Regions from separate parts of the Homo sapiens genome. Here region 1 is linked to region 2. A link is a contact called in ENCODE Hi-C or POLR2A ChIA-PET data. All regions are on one chromosome and are shown on one strand. The core of a region is the stretch at or near the end of the contact, and the rest is flanking DNA. Distances in the headings are between cores, read along the strand shown. Region 1 overlaps DRAM1 (DNA damage regulated autophagy modulator 1). Region 2 holds the start of PARPBP (PARP1 binding protein).

The links. Hi-C counts contacts between places; a loop is a spot of excess contacts on that map. ChIA-PET counts read pairs that join two places held with the same protein, here RNA polymerase II (POLR2A). Pooled maps may share reads with other maps.
Region 1: a map of PC-9 shows a loop between it and region 2 (5-fold over the local background). The contact joins the enhancer-like site here to the promoter of PARPBP in region 2. A Hi-C loop is called at or near these places in 1 of 168 maps with a recorded cell type or tissue (PC-9) and 1 of 50 pooled maps. POLR2A ChIA-PET finds 5 or more read pairs at or near these places in 6 of 52 experiments (HEK293T, OCI-LY7, T-cell and 3 more).

Annotation. Positions count from the first base shown.
Region 1 is chr12:101,891,313-101,898,177 of GRCh38, forward strand. DRAM1 (DNA damage regulated autophagy modulator 1) reads left to right here. Exons shown (of 7, transcript NM_018370.3): 2 at 6,551-6,618. Among named protein-coding and RNA genes, the nearest start is that of DRAM1, 17 kb to the left of the region's middle. Within about 2 kb of position 3,624, at least 9 of the 41 ENCODE cell types and tissues checked have a DNase peak (open chromatin) inside an H3K27ac peak, as active enhancers do; they include PC-9, where a contact is called at or near this core.
Region 2 is chr12:102,114,456-102,121,958 of GRCh38, forward strand. It overlaps PARPBP (PARP1 binding protein), which reads left to right and starts at 5,728. Exons shown (of 11, transcript NM_017915.5): 1 at 5,728-5,831. It overlaps NUP37 (nucleoporin 37), which reads right to left and starts at 5,659. Exons shown (of 10, transcript NM_024057.4): 1 at 5,595-5,659; 2 at 3,908-4,128. The coding sequence starts at 4,063. RefSeq lists enhancers at 5,460-5,529, 6,574-7,131.

The DNA.
Region 1 (6,865 bases), core at 2,374-4,873, 230 kb before region 2:
AGACACACATGATGTTGCATTTTGTTAGCATCTAAGTTCCTCCAATAAACCATAATTCTAGGCTTTGGAATATTTAAATCCTGTGTATCCAGTAACTTAAAGAACAAAGTTTGACCAAGCTTCAGAAAGTCTTCTATTATCCAGCATGTTTTCTTTGTATCGTTTTCATTCCTTTCAGTATCAAGTGATTATTCACTAGCTTAACATCATAAATTAGTTTGAAGTAGGATGTTACACAAACGACTTGGAATTTTCCACAGTCTGCTTAACTTGCAGAAATGTAAATACAGGAAATGTGGACATAAACGGATTTCCTAGGCACAACCTACCCCTAAAATAACTGTGTATACATAACAGCCTCAACAGCTTCTGAACCACAGGCAAATGAACAATTTGCTGGCCTTGTCCTCTTTACAGTTTCCAGAAAGTGCCTTATTAGCAAGGAGGCAAATCAGGTGGTGGGTGGAGCTGGGCAGGGCCCACTGCACTGCAGAAACTGTGTGGTGCAGAATGATGTGGTAGGAGCTGGGTAGAGAGACTACTGCTGCCAGGCTGGGAAGCAACTGGTTTTGCCTCTCACTCATTCTCCAGTGTACTGAATCAGGCACCCAGGCACAGTTAGGCCACCCAAATACTACTACCTCTGCCCTTGCATGATGGAATCATTTAGCTTGAGCTTAAAAAAAATAAATAAATAAAAAGAGGTTACCCACAGGGTCTCTTGGTTACCTCTTAGTGTTTACTTATCTGGATTCCAGTATCACCAGAATATGTGACTTAATATTTACTTATGTATGCTGTCCAAAAAAGCAAAAAACAAACCAACAAAAGTAAAAAATATTTACTTAATATATAAAATCAGACGTGGAAAGACATAAGAACATTTTTCATTGAGAGGTAAGAGCTATTTCATTTTTATTTTATTTTTTATTTTTTTTTTTGAGACAGAGTCTTGCTGTGTCGCCCAGGCTGGTATGCAGTGGTGCGATCTCGGCTCACTGCAACCTCCACCTCCTGGGTTCAAGAGATTCTTATGCCTCAGCCTCCTGAGTAGCTGGGATTACAGGCACCCACCACCATGCCAGGCTAATTTTTTTTTTTTTTTTTTTTTTTGTATTTTTAGTAGAGATAGGGTTTCACCATGTTGGCCAGGCTGGTCTCGAGCCCCTAACCTCAAGTGATCCACCTGCCTCGGCCTCTCAGAGTGCTGGGATTACTACAGGTGTGAGCTAATGTGCGCCCAGCCTTCTTTCATCTTTAAAATGGTAATGGGCAAACACTATTGTTCTTAAAAGTTTTGAAACGTTCACATTTTCATTTGCCTCTTGGAAAGTTTTCATGAACTATTCTTGAGCAAAATTTCAGCTAATGTAAATTGGTACTGCTTTGTCACTTAGTGGAATTTTTTTAAAATTATTTTTATGTATTTTTTATTTCCTCACCTCTTTGAATTCTACACTTAGTGTAAATAAATCACAAATTGATAATTGTTATCTGATAGATTTGGGAATTTGTGACTCAGATTGTATCTAACAAATATTTTGCTGATGAATGAGTAAATTCTATAGCTATCTGTGGAGTTAAAAGAAAAAAACTTTGAAAAGATGGGTGTTTAATCAAACAACTGGTTATGAATTTTTGTTGTGTCAACACTGTTGTATTGTACTGTTGCAGTGCAAAGGTGTAGGAATGTGGGCCATTGATATTCAGGCATTGATGGTGGGTGTTATAGCCTCAGTCATCCTGAAAAATAATCAGATTTACCATGGCAGTATTTGGCAGAAAGGTTTTACAATTATAGCATTTGAGGAGTTTCTAAGATCTTGCCTAGTTTACATCTTTCTGGTCTACAACAAAGGCATAATGATGTCTTCTCATCACCATGCTGGTTCATTCCCGTGGTGTGCTGGAGCTAGCTGGTGTCTGCTCCTGAGCAGGGACTGTGTGCCTCTCTTCCAACTCCACGTTCAGTGACCTGCCGTTTGGTAGCCCAAATTTTGTTTTTATTTATTTATTTCGTTTTTTTGTTTTGGTTCTTTTGGTAGCCTGAATTTTAACGTGTTGAGAGTATTTTCACCATGGAAGTTGGCAAATGCCACAAACCAGGCACCCTCCAGAGCTGGCTGTTAAACACTGACCAGCATCTATATTAGTGTTTGCTCCCCGCCCCCAATCATTCTCCTAATGGCTTAGTTCCTTGTCTGCTGTTAAAGCAGAGGAGAGGCTGGGAAGTCAGGGAGTTAAACATCTGTATTGGGATAGGGAATCCTCTGTGTAGCTCTGTGATCTTGAACAAGTTATATAGCCTCTCTAATACCCAATTTCCTACTTTGTAAAATGGGGTTGATATAGACCCCCCTCAGGGTTGTAAAGATGAAATGAACTGATATATGGTAAGCACCTAATGGTGCCTGGTGGGTACATAGTCAATGCTCAGTAAGTGGTGTTGATTAGGTCAATTTTTTTTTTTTTTTGGCCAGTACTGATATTCATTCAATGGCTATTTGCAAAGTGCTTTTGGTTCCACCTGTATAGTTTTATTTATTTACTTATTTATTTTAATCTTAGTCCCAAATATTCTGAGCTTCCCTTCACCTGTATGTTTTTTTTTAAAATTAATTAATTAATTTATTTTTGAGACAAGGTCTCACTCTGTCACCCAGGCTGGAGGGCAGTGGCATGATCTTGGCTCACTGCAACCTCTGCCTACTGGGCTCAAGTGATCTTTCCACCTTAGCCTCCCAAGTAGCTGGGACTACAGGTAGGTGCCGCCATGCCTGGCTTTTTGTATTTATTTTATTTTTTATTTATTTTTTAATTTTTGAGACAGAGTCTCATGCTATTGCCTAGGCTGGAGTGCAATGGCATGATCTCGGCTCACTGCAACCTCCACCTCCCAGGTTCAAATGATTCTCCTGCCTCAGCCTCCTGAGTAGCTGGGATTACAGGCATGCACCACTATGCCTGGCTAATTTTTATATTTTAGTAGAGATGGGGTTTCACCATGTTGGCCAGGCTGGTCTTGAACTCCTAACCCGAAGTGATCCACCCGTCTCAGCCTCCCAAAGTGCTGGGATTACAGGCATGAGCTACCACACCCGGCCAATTTTTGTATTTTTTGTAGAGACAGGGTTTCACCATGTTGCCCAGACTGGTTTCGAACTCCTGAGCTCAAGTGATCCATCCTCCTCGGCCTCCCAAAATGCTGGGATTACAGGTGTGAGCTACCGTGCCTGGCCTCCACCTGTATGGTTTTAAATGTACAGATAAGCAAGAATAGAACACGACCCTGGAATTCCAAGTTTTCAGATCACGTGTTTGATGTCATGTGGACTCCACACCTGGGCCTTTGACATAGTCTCAATTTGCCATCAATAGACAGAGTCCCCAGGTCTGGTCTTCTCTTCAGTCAGAGCACCTAGAGCACCTTCATATCGCCACCTCCCTATCTTCCTAAATATCCTCCTCATTCTTTCATTGCCTTCCCTTTCTCCACAGACAGGCAAACAACCTTCTTCCCAGCGCTTCTCCTCTGTGTTTGCTCCGATGCCTGGCATGTGGCTGTCTGAGGTTCAGAATTATTCTCAGACCTGTGTAACAAGAACTCTAGGATGAGTCACCTGGTGCCTGCTTTTTTATACCCTCAGGCCAAGGCAGGGAGGCCTGATTTCCCTGGCAGAGTTAATTGTGTGGCAAAAGTGCTGCCCAAGGTTATGAGCTGTCTCTGCTTTTTTCCCCATTACTGGTTCCCATTCCTGTCTCTCTGCCCATTCAGCATTGTGCTCAGAAGGGCATCCTCCACCTCAACATTCCTGTAGTGTGAAAAATGGTTATTGTAGGAAAAGTGGTAATGCTAAATTCGAAACCCTTCAGGTTTTTTTTTTTTTTTTTTTTTTTTTTTTTTACCCAGGCTGGAGTGCAGTGGCGTGATCTCAGCTCACTGCAAACTCTACCTCCTGGGTTCAAGTGATTCTCCTGCCTCAGTCTCCCGAGTAGCTTGGATTACAGGCACGCTGTACCATGCCCAGTTAATTTTTGTATTTTTAGTAGAAACAGGGTTTCACCATGTTGGCCAGGCTGGTCTCGAACTCCTGAGCTCAAGTGATCTTCCCGCCTCGGCCCACAGAAGTCCTGGAATTACAGGCATGAGCCACTATACCCAGCCTAAATCCTAAACCCTTCAGGTTCTTGCAATACCAGTGACATTGAAATTGAATTAATTTGGAATAAAGGCATTTGCTGTAAGGGAGGCTATTTTTTTTTTTTTTTTTTTTTTGAGAAGGAGTCTCACTCTGTCACCCAGACTGGAGTACAGTGGCACGATCTCGGCTCACTGCAACCTCCGCCCTCTGAGTTCAAGCGATTCTCCTGCCTCAGCCTCCGGATTAGCTGGGATTACCGGCGTCTGCCACCGCGCCTGGCTAATTTTTTATATGTTTAGTAGAGACAGGGTTTCACCATGTTGGCCAGGCTGGTCTTGAACTCCTGACCTCGTGATCCACCTGCCTCGGGCTCCCGTAGTGCTGGGATTACAGGTGTGAACCACCGCGCCTGGTCGTAAGGGAGGCTATTAACTTCTTTTTCTTTTTTTTGAGACGGAGTCTTGCTCTGTTGCCCAGGCTGGAGTGCAATGGCGCAATCTTGGCTCACTGCAACCTCTGCCTCCTGGGTTCAAGCGATTCTCCTGCCTCAGCCTCCTGAGTAGCTGGGATTACAGGCACCCACCACCATGCTTAGCTAATTTTTGTATTTTTTAGTAGAGATGGGATTTCATCATGTTGGTCAGGCTGGTCTCGAACTCCTGACCACAGGTGATCCACCTGCCTCGACCTCCGAAAGTGCTGGGATTACAGGCGTGGGCCACTGTGCCCGGCCCTATTAACTTCTTTATACTCCAGTTTAAATACTAAGTGTTCGCAAAACTTAAAAAATTCCTGTTTTCTGCACACACAGGCTCCTTGTGGAATTCTTCAAACACTTACAAGTGCATCATTTTCAACGTGATCGGTTTTTTAATACTTAAATTTCAGAGCTGTTTACAAATGTAGAAACACTCAAAATGAGTTCAAGTTGTTTCATGTTGGGAGCTCTTTTGCCATCAGTTTTAAAGTGAGCAGCCTGAAAATGAAAAAAATTAAAGCTTGGCACTAATAGAAAATAGAACATGTTGGCCAGACATGGTGGCTTACACCTGTAATCCCAGCACTTTCGGAGGTTGAGGCAAGAGGATTGCTTGAGCTCAGGACTTCAAAACCAGCCTGGGTAACATAGCAAAACCCTGTCTCTAAAAAATAAAAAAAAAGAACATGTCAAACAGTATTTTCCAACTCATTTAATTAATTGAAAGACTGTACCTGAAAAATGTTTTACAGAAACCCTTTTTTGTTAAAATAATTTACCACAATTAATATACCCTAGATACCCTATTATTTCCATAAAGTATTCCTAGAGATCAATAATATTGTTCAGTTTTCTTTTTCTTTTTTTTTTTTGAGACAGAGTTTCACTGTTGTTGCTTAGGCTGGAGTGCAATGGTGTGATCTCGGCTCACCGCAACCTCCGCCTCCTGGGTTCAAGTGATTCTCCTGCCTCAGCCTCCTGAGTAGCTGGGGTTACAGGCATGTGCCACCATGGCCGGCTAATTTTGTATTTTTAGTAGAGATGAGGCTTCTCCATGTTGGTCAGGCTGGTCTCGAACTTCTGACCTCAGGTGATCCGCCCGCCTCAGCCTCCCAAAGTGCTGGGATTACAGGCGTGAGCCACCGTGACCGGCCTCAGATTTTTATCATAATATTTTCAGCAGATAATAAAATCTCAATTATTAGAAAATAAAGTGATGTGTTTATGTGTATTTAACATGCCAATATTAGAATTTTCAAACGCGATTTATTTTTATTTTTTTTTTGAGACCGAGTCTTGCTCTGTTGCCCAGGCTCGAATGCAGTGGCATGATCTCGGCTCACCATAACCTCCGCCTCCCTGGTTCAAGAGATTTTCCTGCTTCAGCCTCCCAAGTAGTTGGGACTACAGGCACCTGCCACCATGCTAGGCTAATTTTTGTATTTTTAGTAGAGATGGGGGTTTTACCATGTTGGCCAGGCTGGTCTTGAACTCCTGACCTCAGGTGATCCTCCCACCTCCACCTCCCAAAGTGCTGGGATTACAGGTGTGAGCCGCTGCACCCGGCCTCAAACATGATTTTAGATCTTTTTTTTTTGTTTTTGTTTTTCTTTTTCAAAGTAGTCATTCTTCACTGAGAAGGAACACATACCAAGGTTAGTGGGTTCGATCATTTGAAAAATGGCAGCACCATTCATTTTAAACATTTTCTGGCTTTTTACTATGGAATCTCTCATGGTATAAAAATAAATTTTAGATTTTTCAGAGCCAAAATGAAAATACTTTAGAACAAAATCAGGCCAAATCTTTGGAATTCAAAGTGGCTGAACACCTAAAAGAAACAGAATATAAAACTCGCCAATTACGTGTCTTCCCAGAGGTCTGGACAGAATTTCTTTCTAATAATTTGGACATTTCTTCCCTTTGCCAGTGATACGGGAACAACACCTCCAGAGAGTGGTATTTTTGGATTTATGATAAACTTCTCTGCATTTCTTGGTAAGTACACAATAATTATTATAAATAATTGAAAAGCTCACAATTCCAAGTGAAGTTGATGTGTCATTTGTAGTTTTCATATAATTTTTATTTTATTTTATTTATTTTTTCTGAGACAGGGTCTCTGTCATCCAGGCTGGAGTGCAGTGGCGTGATCACGGCTCACTGCAGCCTCAACCTGCCAGGCTCAAGCAGTCCTCCCACCTCAGCCTCCGGAGTAGCTGGTACTACAGGTGCACACCACCAC
Region 2 (7,503 bases), core at 4,478-6,977:
GGTATAGGCAGAGACAAATGCTATTTTGGATTTAGTTTGGGGTATAAGCAGAATTGTATAGGCAGGAAATTAAGATACTTTGGAAAACTTGCTATAATACAAATGATTATACAAGGTTTCGGCATATTTGAGGTTGGGGCAAAGCCAGGTTGATGGAAGGGCTATTATAAGGGTTTGAAACTGGCAGGCCCTCCCACCACACCCATTTAAGGCCAAATACAAATTTCAGTTAGTCAAGACTGTGAAGTTTCTCTAGTTCAATTCTTTCCCCCCAATGCTTGAATCCCTAGGAGAGCATCTGAAAAAAAGAGTTTACACAACCCCTCTCTGAACACTTCCAGTGACAGGGAACTAGCTATTTCTTTGGGAAGTTTATTCAATTGGGGGATAGCTCTAATTATTAGAAGAGTTCTTAACGTTAAGCCAAAATCTGTTTCCATGTAAATTCTACTCATTATTCCACGTTCCATCTCTGGAACCACACCAAATCAGTCTAACTTAATGATGACAAATATCTGGCCATAGCTGATCTCCTCTAGGTGAAGACACACTAAGCAGCAGATTCAGCCTCAGCCTGAAAGCATTATAAGCAACAACTCTGTCCATTCAAATAGAGATGACAAATAACATAAAATCCATTTACCATTGAGTCTAATACCTCTTTCACAGTTTTAAACATTTAGATACTACCCTGAAATTTGTATTAAAATACATTATCTTCTCTGAATCATAATATACTGCTGAGAACTACAGAGTATTATTATTATATTAAAGATTACTGTCGATTTACAGAGGAAGATGCAGAGAGAACTGTGCTGTCTGATATGGTGGCCACTAGCCACACAGGACCTTATGAAGCACGTGAAATGTGGCTAGTTCTATTTGATATGTGTACACTTTAAAAAGTGTAAAATACATACCAGATTTCTAAGTCTATTCAAGGGGTCTTCATTAGTGAATTGAGGCCTCTAGTAGAACTTGGATGAGAACATTGATTTAGGCAAGCATATATGTTCATGCTCCTCTGCCCTTTAACAAAGGTTTTTATAGCAGTTTTCTTATTGCACTGCTTTATATGTAAATATTTCCTTAAGGATATGGTCCTTGCTTTTTTCATGTCTTGGCACCCAGTATGCACTTAATGAAAATTTGACAAATACACGACACCAGTTAACAGTACTATCATTCAGAAGCTCATATGTCCATCATAATCAAAGGGACAACATGAGATTCTGAAAAATGCTTTATTGAAATTCAAATTCACTATATCTACAACGTTTTCTAAACAGCCTTAAAATAAGGATTATCTTTCTGTCAGGAATGTGAAAATCTTTCCACTTAATTTACCTTTACTTAGTTTTCTCTCAAGACAAGAGGCATGAAACTGGGTGCAATGGAACTTGAAGGTTCTAGGACAACAGAATAGTAATGTTTAACAGTGTTTAGCTAGATAAAAAATAACTCCACAGAAAAGCAATAATTTATTTTGAAATGGACTTACTTAATTGTATTTCCAATGTCTGATGCAGAATATAATTTGTGTTTACTATTGTCCAAATTAATAAAAATCTAATTTTTTCCTTAGTAATTTGGGCACGAGACCTACATTGCTAATCTCACAGGTATGAGGGTAACTGAGACAATACATGTGACCATAAACTATAACAGAACACAAATGTTTATACTAGTTCTTTTTTCTCATGTTAGTCATTTTCCTTCTTTCTCCCAACTTCTCCCTCTCTCATCTTTGCCTCTCTTTTCCTAATTTGTTCTCCACTGACTTTCTCCCTCAACATTTCTTAATCATAAATGAGATAAACATTTTTCAGTGTTTGCGAATACAATCCTATGTTGTTATTAATTTTAAAAGTAATGAAGTAAAAATTAGTTTTACCTGTAGGAGGCTGCTTTACTCTTTTGTACATTGGTGGCTTGCATTAGAGAAATGGTTTTTCCTCAGTCTTTTTCAAGTACGTAACATTGTCTTAATCATATGACTTTTTATGATCCTAAACCATGTCCATGTAAGTCAGGCTAGGGTCATATTTAGTCTAAAAGCTATTAATTTCTACTCCCACCCAAACAGACAGTACGAAATAGGCTAGGAGCTGTCATATTCTACTCAGACAGCAACAAACTGAAACTTTCAATTCACACTTCCTCTTAAATATGACTATATTCCAATTTGTAAAGCTTTATATATTCATTGTGCTATAAAATGCCAAATTGCATTTTTGATGTCAGAATACTGTAAGATACAGAATTGCCGCTGGGCATGGTGGCTCACGCCTGTAATCCCAGTACTTTGGGAGGCTGAGGCGGGCGGATCACGAGGTCAGTTCAAGACCAGCCTGACCAACATGGTGAAACCCCGTCTCTACTAAAGATACAAAAAAGTTAGCTGGGCATGGTGGCACGTGCCTGTAATTCGAGCTACTCAGGAGGCTGAGGCAGGATAATTGCTTGACCTCGGGAGGCAGAGGTTGCAGTGAGCAGAGATCGCACCACTGCACTCCAGCCTGGATGACAGAGCGAGACTCCGTCTCAAAACAAAACAAAACAAAAACAGAATTGCCTTCTCAGTAAAGGAGGAAATAACATTTATAATAACTATCACTTTAGTGATAGTTATTTTAAATCTTTGAAAATTGGACACTTCCAAATTACCGTGCTCATTATAATTTGAGAAATACGGTTCTATTAATAATATTCTGCTAGGCCAGGCAGGGTGGCTCACACCTGTAATCCCAGCACTTGGGAGGCCGAGGTAGGCAAATGACTTGAGGTCAGGAGTTCGAGACCAGTCTGGCCAACATCATGAAACCCCCTACTAAAAATACAAAAATTAGCTGGGTGTGGTGGTGCATGCCTGTAATCCCAGCTACTTGGGAGGCTGAGGCAGGAGAATCAACTGAACCCGGGAGATGAAGGTTATAGTGAGCCGAGGTTGACCTCCAGCCTGGGCGACCAAGCAAAACTCTGTCTGAAAAAAAAAAATAAAAATAATAATAATACTCTGATAGACAAAGGATTAACCAGATAGTCCTGAGGGTTGAACCTTCATTGTTCCAAGTCTCTCTTACATGTAAAACTAGCTTTCCTCTGGGAAAACATGGTTTATGTTCACCACAAAGCAATCTTACTTTGGTGATTAAACCTGAGAGTGTTACCACTGCTCGTATCAATGACAACTAAAACATACATATGGATTACAATGTTGTCAGATGCCCTCTTGGAATTTTTATTTAGTATATTTACATATACTAAAATTCAAGCATTAGTTTCCTCATGTTTACAGGAGATGCTAAATATCTTATTCAAGGTCTCATAGCTAGTAAGAAGTAAGTAAAGCAGGAGTAAACATGTAGGCATTCCAGTTCTAGAATTCATGCTCTTAATGGCTATGCTTAACTGCCTGCTCAATTAATATGACTCCATATTCTGCATACATTAGATGCACAAAAAGTATGACAGCATACTAATAGGAAAGCTGAATATTATAAAAGCTATAAAATCTCCTGGAAGATTGTTTTTTGGGCTCTCAACATTAGCTGGTTTTGTATGTCAAAGCAGGATGTAGAAAAACCGTAATTAATTGGATCTCATTTATATTGTTTTTTTCCTGTACATACCAATGTTCAGTTAATCATAGCCTTCACTTATCAGAATATTCCATTAATGATCATGAGGCAAAAGTGAAGCCTCATACCATTCTTTTTCACTATCTATATAATGTTTACATAAATCTCAGGCACATATAACTGGGAACATCTTTCTCTATGGATCTTATCTTTTTTTTTTTTAACATTCAAACTCAATATACTTTCAAAGTTTAGATTTGGTTTGTGTAAGTTCTCTTAGTAGTGAAATATGTTCACTGTCATTCGGTGCAGTTTTGTAGACTAACCTGAAACGTACACGTGCCAATGACCACATAATTATTGCCACCATATGCAATTAGGTTTCCTGAATCCCCATTCTCAAAGGGATTAAATTCTACCACATGCACATAATCTTCACAATCCACAGTGTAGGCAGCATTTCTTGAGGCATCTTGCTTCATCTTGTATGTCAAAATTCAAGCAGTTGTGAAAATTAAATAGCCTTCTACTGGACAAGGTCACGAAACTGTGGATTAGAGCACAGGTACAATTACAATGGTCAATATGTTAGTCATTCAGCAAATGCATCAAAATAAGGTTGTGGTGTTACAATGAGACAGAAAGCTCAAAAGAAACATTTAAAGTACTTATCAAGGGACAGAAACTGCAGGAAAAATATTAAATCTAGTTATTAATGGTTCCACATTTGCTCCACAGCTCTTTCCCATATCTGTGATTCTAGCAGACAATAACACTGCAAAGTTCTGTTTAGATTATCTAAAACAAATAGTATTTCATCTGAAGATGGAATCATTTTAACAGCAAATGTTAATAAAAATTAATAACTTTTATGAACCACTATTTGTAGGTACCATATTAAGCATTTTACTGACATGATCACATCTGGTATCTGTACAAATCTAAAGGCAGGTACTACCTCTGGTCTCCATTTTGTAGATGGAGAAACTGAGGCTTCAGTAGGTTAACTAACTTGCCAAGCTCATAAGCAGGGCCAGGATTTGGAAGACTTCATTGTGTGTGGAGAACCAGCGCTAATGAAGAAAAAAACAGCCTCCTGGCTTGAAGGAGACCACAGTTTAGGGATAGTTATGACTCAACGTGAAAAGGGCTATAATATAAACAGATAGAAAATACAGGATCTGTTGTTAAGGAGTACCAAAATGTGTGATATAAAAATAATGTTCAGGGGGTTGGGCGGAGGGAGAGCATCAGGATAAATAGCTAATGCATGTGGAGCTTAATACCTAGGTGATGGGTGTGCAAACCACCATAGCACACGTTTTACCTTTGTAATAAACCTGCACGTCCCGCACACGTATCCCGGAACTTAAAAATTAAAATAATAATATTCTTAAAACTAGGCAGAAGACCTTAACCTGTCAGGGACTAGTGTGCATTCTGGAAGTAGCATTCCCACATGAGAATTATGGGTTTTAGAGTTTTTGGTTTTTTAAAAAATTCGACACAAGGGTTGTCCTGAAAACAGCTGGACTCAGTAACAAACATATCAAGCACCTTAAGAGTATGTACTGAGAATGAGTCCCACCTCGAGACGCTTATAAACTAGTAACTTTAGGAATGGACATCAGGGACTGGAGACTTTTGAAGGGTGACCAGCAAGTGTTATGGACACGGAGACAGAGAGGTATAGAAGTGCAAGAGATTCGAGGTCACGAAATTGTTCCGTCCCTACACCTACTGCTCATTAAAGCAGTGGCCGGGGCCTCACCGTACACGTTGGACAGGACTTGCCCCTGTAAAACTACAACGGCAGAGAAGAAGGGAGGGAACAAGATAAGTCTCTGCAATGAGCGCCGACACCTCTCCCCGGGCCAGGCGAGTTCCTCAAGACCCCGCTCCCACCTCCCGGGGCCCGAAGTGGGAAGGAAGAACTCCTGGGAATAGAGTGGCAAGGCTGGGCGGCCGGCAGAAAAGCATCCCGGCCTCTCGGGCTCCCAGCTCGATACGCACCGCAGAGCGCCAGGAACCGACCAGAGGCAGGCTGGTCTTCCTTGGGGGCTGCCGCGACGCGCTGTGGCTCTGCTTCCGGGTCGGAGGGCGAGCGCAGCGATTGGCTCCCGGGGCCTCCCGCGAGGTTTGAACTGTATTCAGCGGCGACAGCGGCGACTGCGGCGGCCGCGGGAGGGCATCCCGTTGGGGATCCTTCCGCACACTGAAGAGTACGTCTTCGGGTCTACCCCTAATCACGTAAGTCTCGCGTCTGCCCTACCTGCCCTGTCGCATTTTTAAGTGGTGATTCAGGCTGTGGCTTTTGAGGGTGTTTTGCACTGTAATACCTCGGTCGTAGCAAAGTGCCGTGGGACCGAAGTATTATGGTGCAGTGACTTGACGCTCGAGCCTGGTTGGGCCTGGGGGCTGTAGGCGGAGTTCACAGTATCTAGCGATGGAGCTGGTAGGTCCTGAGGGTTCGTCTGCAGCTTGGAAGACAGGCCCGTAGAGGCCTGCTTAACTTCCATTAGTTAGGCAGGAAACCTGGGTTCTAGTCCCACTATGTACACGGACTCCAATTCCTCAACTTTCTCCTACTCCTGATTAGTTACAGCCTCCCAAGGAACCTTTGGGACTTGCACTCGAACACTGATAATGATGTTGAGTGCAATTTTTAAATTGAGCACCTACTAAATGCCTGGCACTAGGTGGGTTATGTACTTGTTTCACTAACGTCTCATTCTGTGAGGTAGGAATTCCCTTCCTGGTTTTGCAGGTGAAGAAACTTATGCTCATTAGAGATTTTAAATACCGAAGGACTACAGGTCATAAAGGGGGAGCCTGGAAGTGATATCTGACTCGGAAGTGTAGTTCTTTCAACCATTTCACACTGCCTGCCCAGTGACAATTTTCTGTCTCACAGTTTTTGCTCTAGAGCAACTTGGAATCCAATTTTTTAAAAACAAGTGTTATCGCTGCTGCCTTTGGCTACTGTTTTTTTGTATAGTGCAGCCTGCCATTCAGAGTGCTTGCATATTTATTGTCTCATTGACTTCTCACAAGGGACTGGAAGGCAAGTATTTCTGTGTGATGATGCCTCCACCTAGGAACCACGTGTAAGGCTTATGGCATAGGCTCCCACAGCCAGCTAGCTACAGGAAGAGCTGGGACTAGACCAGGGGTTGGCAAACTGGCTGTGCTGCCTGTTTTTGTGCAGCCAGCTCCTGAGCTAAGAAGGAGTGTTACGTGTTTATATGGTTGGGGGAAAAAATGAAAAGAATAATGTTTTGTGATGTGTAAAAATTACATGAAATTCAAATTTCAGTGTCCATAAAAAAAGTTTTATTGGAGCACAGCTATACTCATTTGTTTGTTTATGTATGTCCATGGCTATTTTCACACTAGAAGGTCAAAGTGAGTAGTTGTGCATGCCTCAAATATTTACTGTTTGTTCCTTTAGAAAAAATTAGCTGATCCCTGAATGAGACTCTTGGTTTTCTGTCACCATAGTAATGCTCTTTTTTTTTTTTTTTTTTTTTTTTTTAAGACAGAGTCTCACTCTGTCACCTAGGCTGGAGTGCAGTAGTGCTATCTTGGCTCACTGCAACTTCCGCCTCCCTGGTTCAAGCGATTCTCCTGTCTCAGCCTCCCAAGTAGCTGGGGTTAGAGGCACACACCACCACACCCAGCTAATTTTTAGTAGACAGGGTTTCACCATGTTGGCCAGGTTGGTCTCGAACTCCTAACCTTAGGTGAGCCTCGGCTTCCCAAAGTGCTGGGATTACAAGTGTGAACCACCATGCCCAGGCAATGCTCTTTTACTTTTAACTCAAAACAACTTAGAAACTCATAATGCATGATAATAGCTAATGTGCTTTTATACATGCCAGGCACTGTTCTAAAAGCTTTACTTGTGTTTATGTCGTTGACT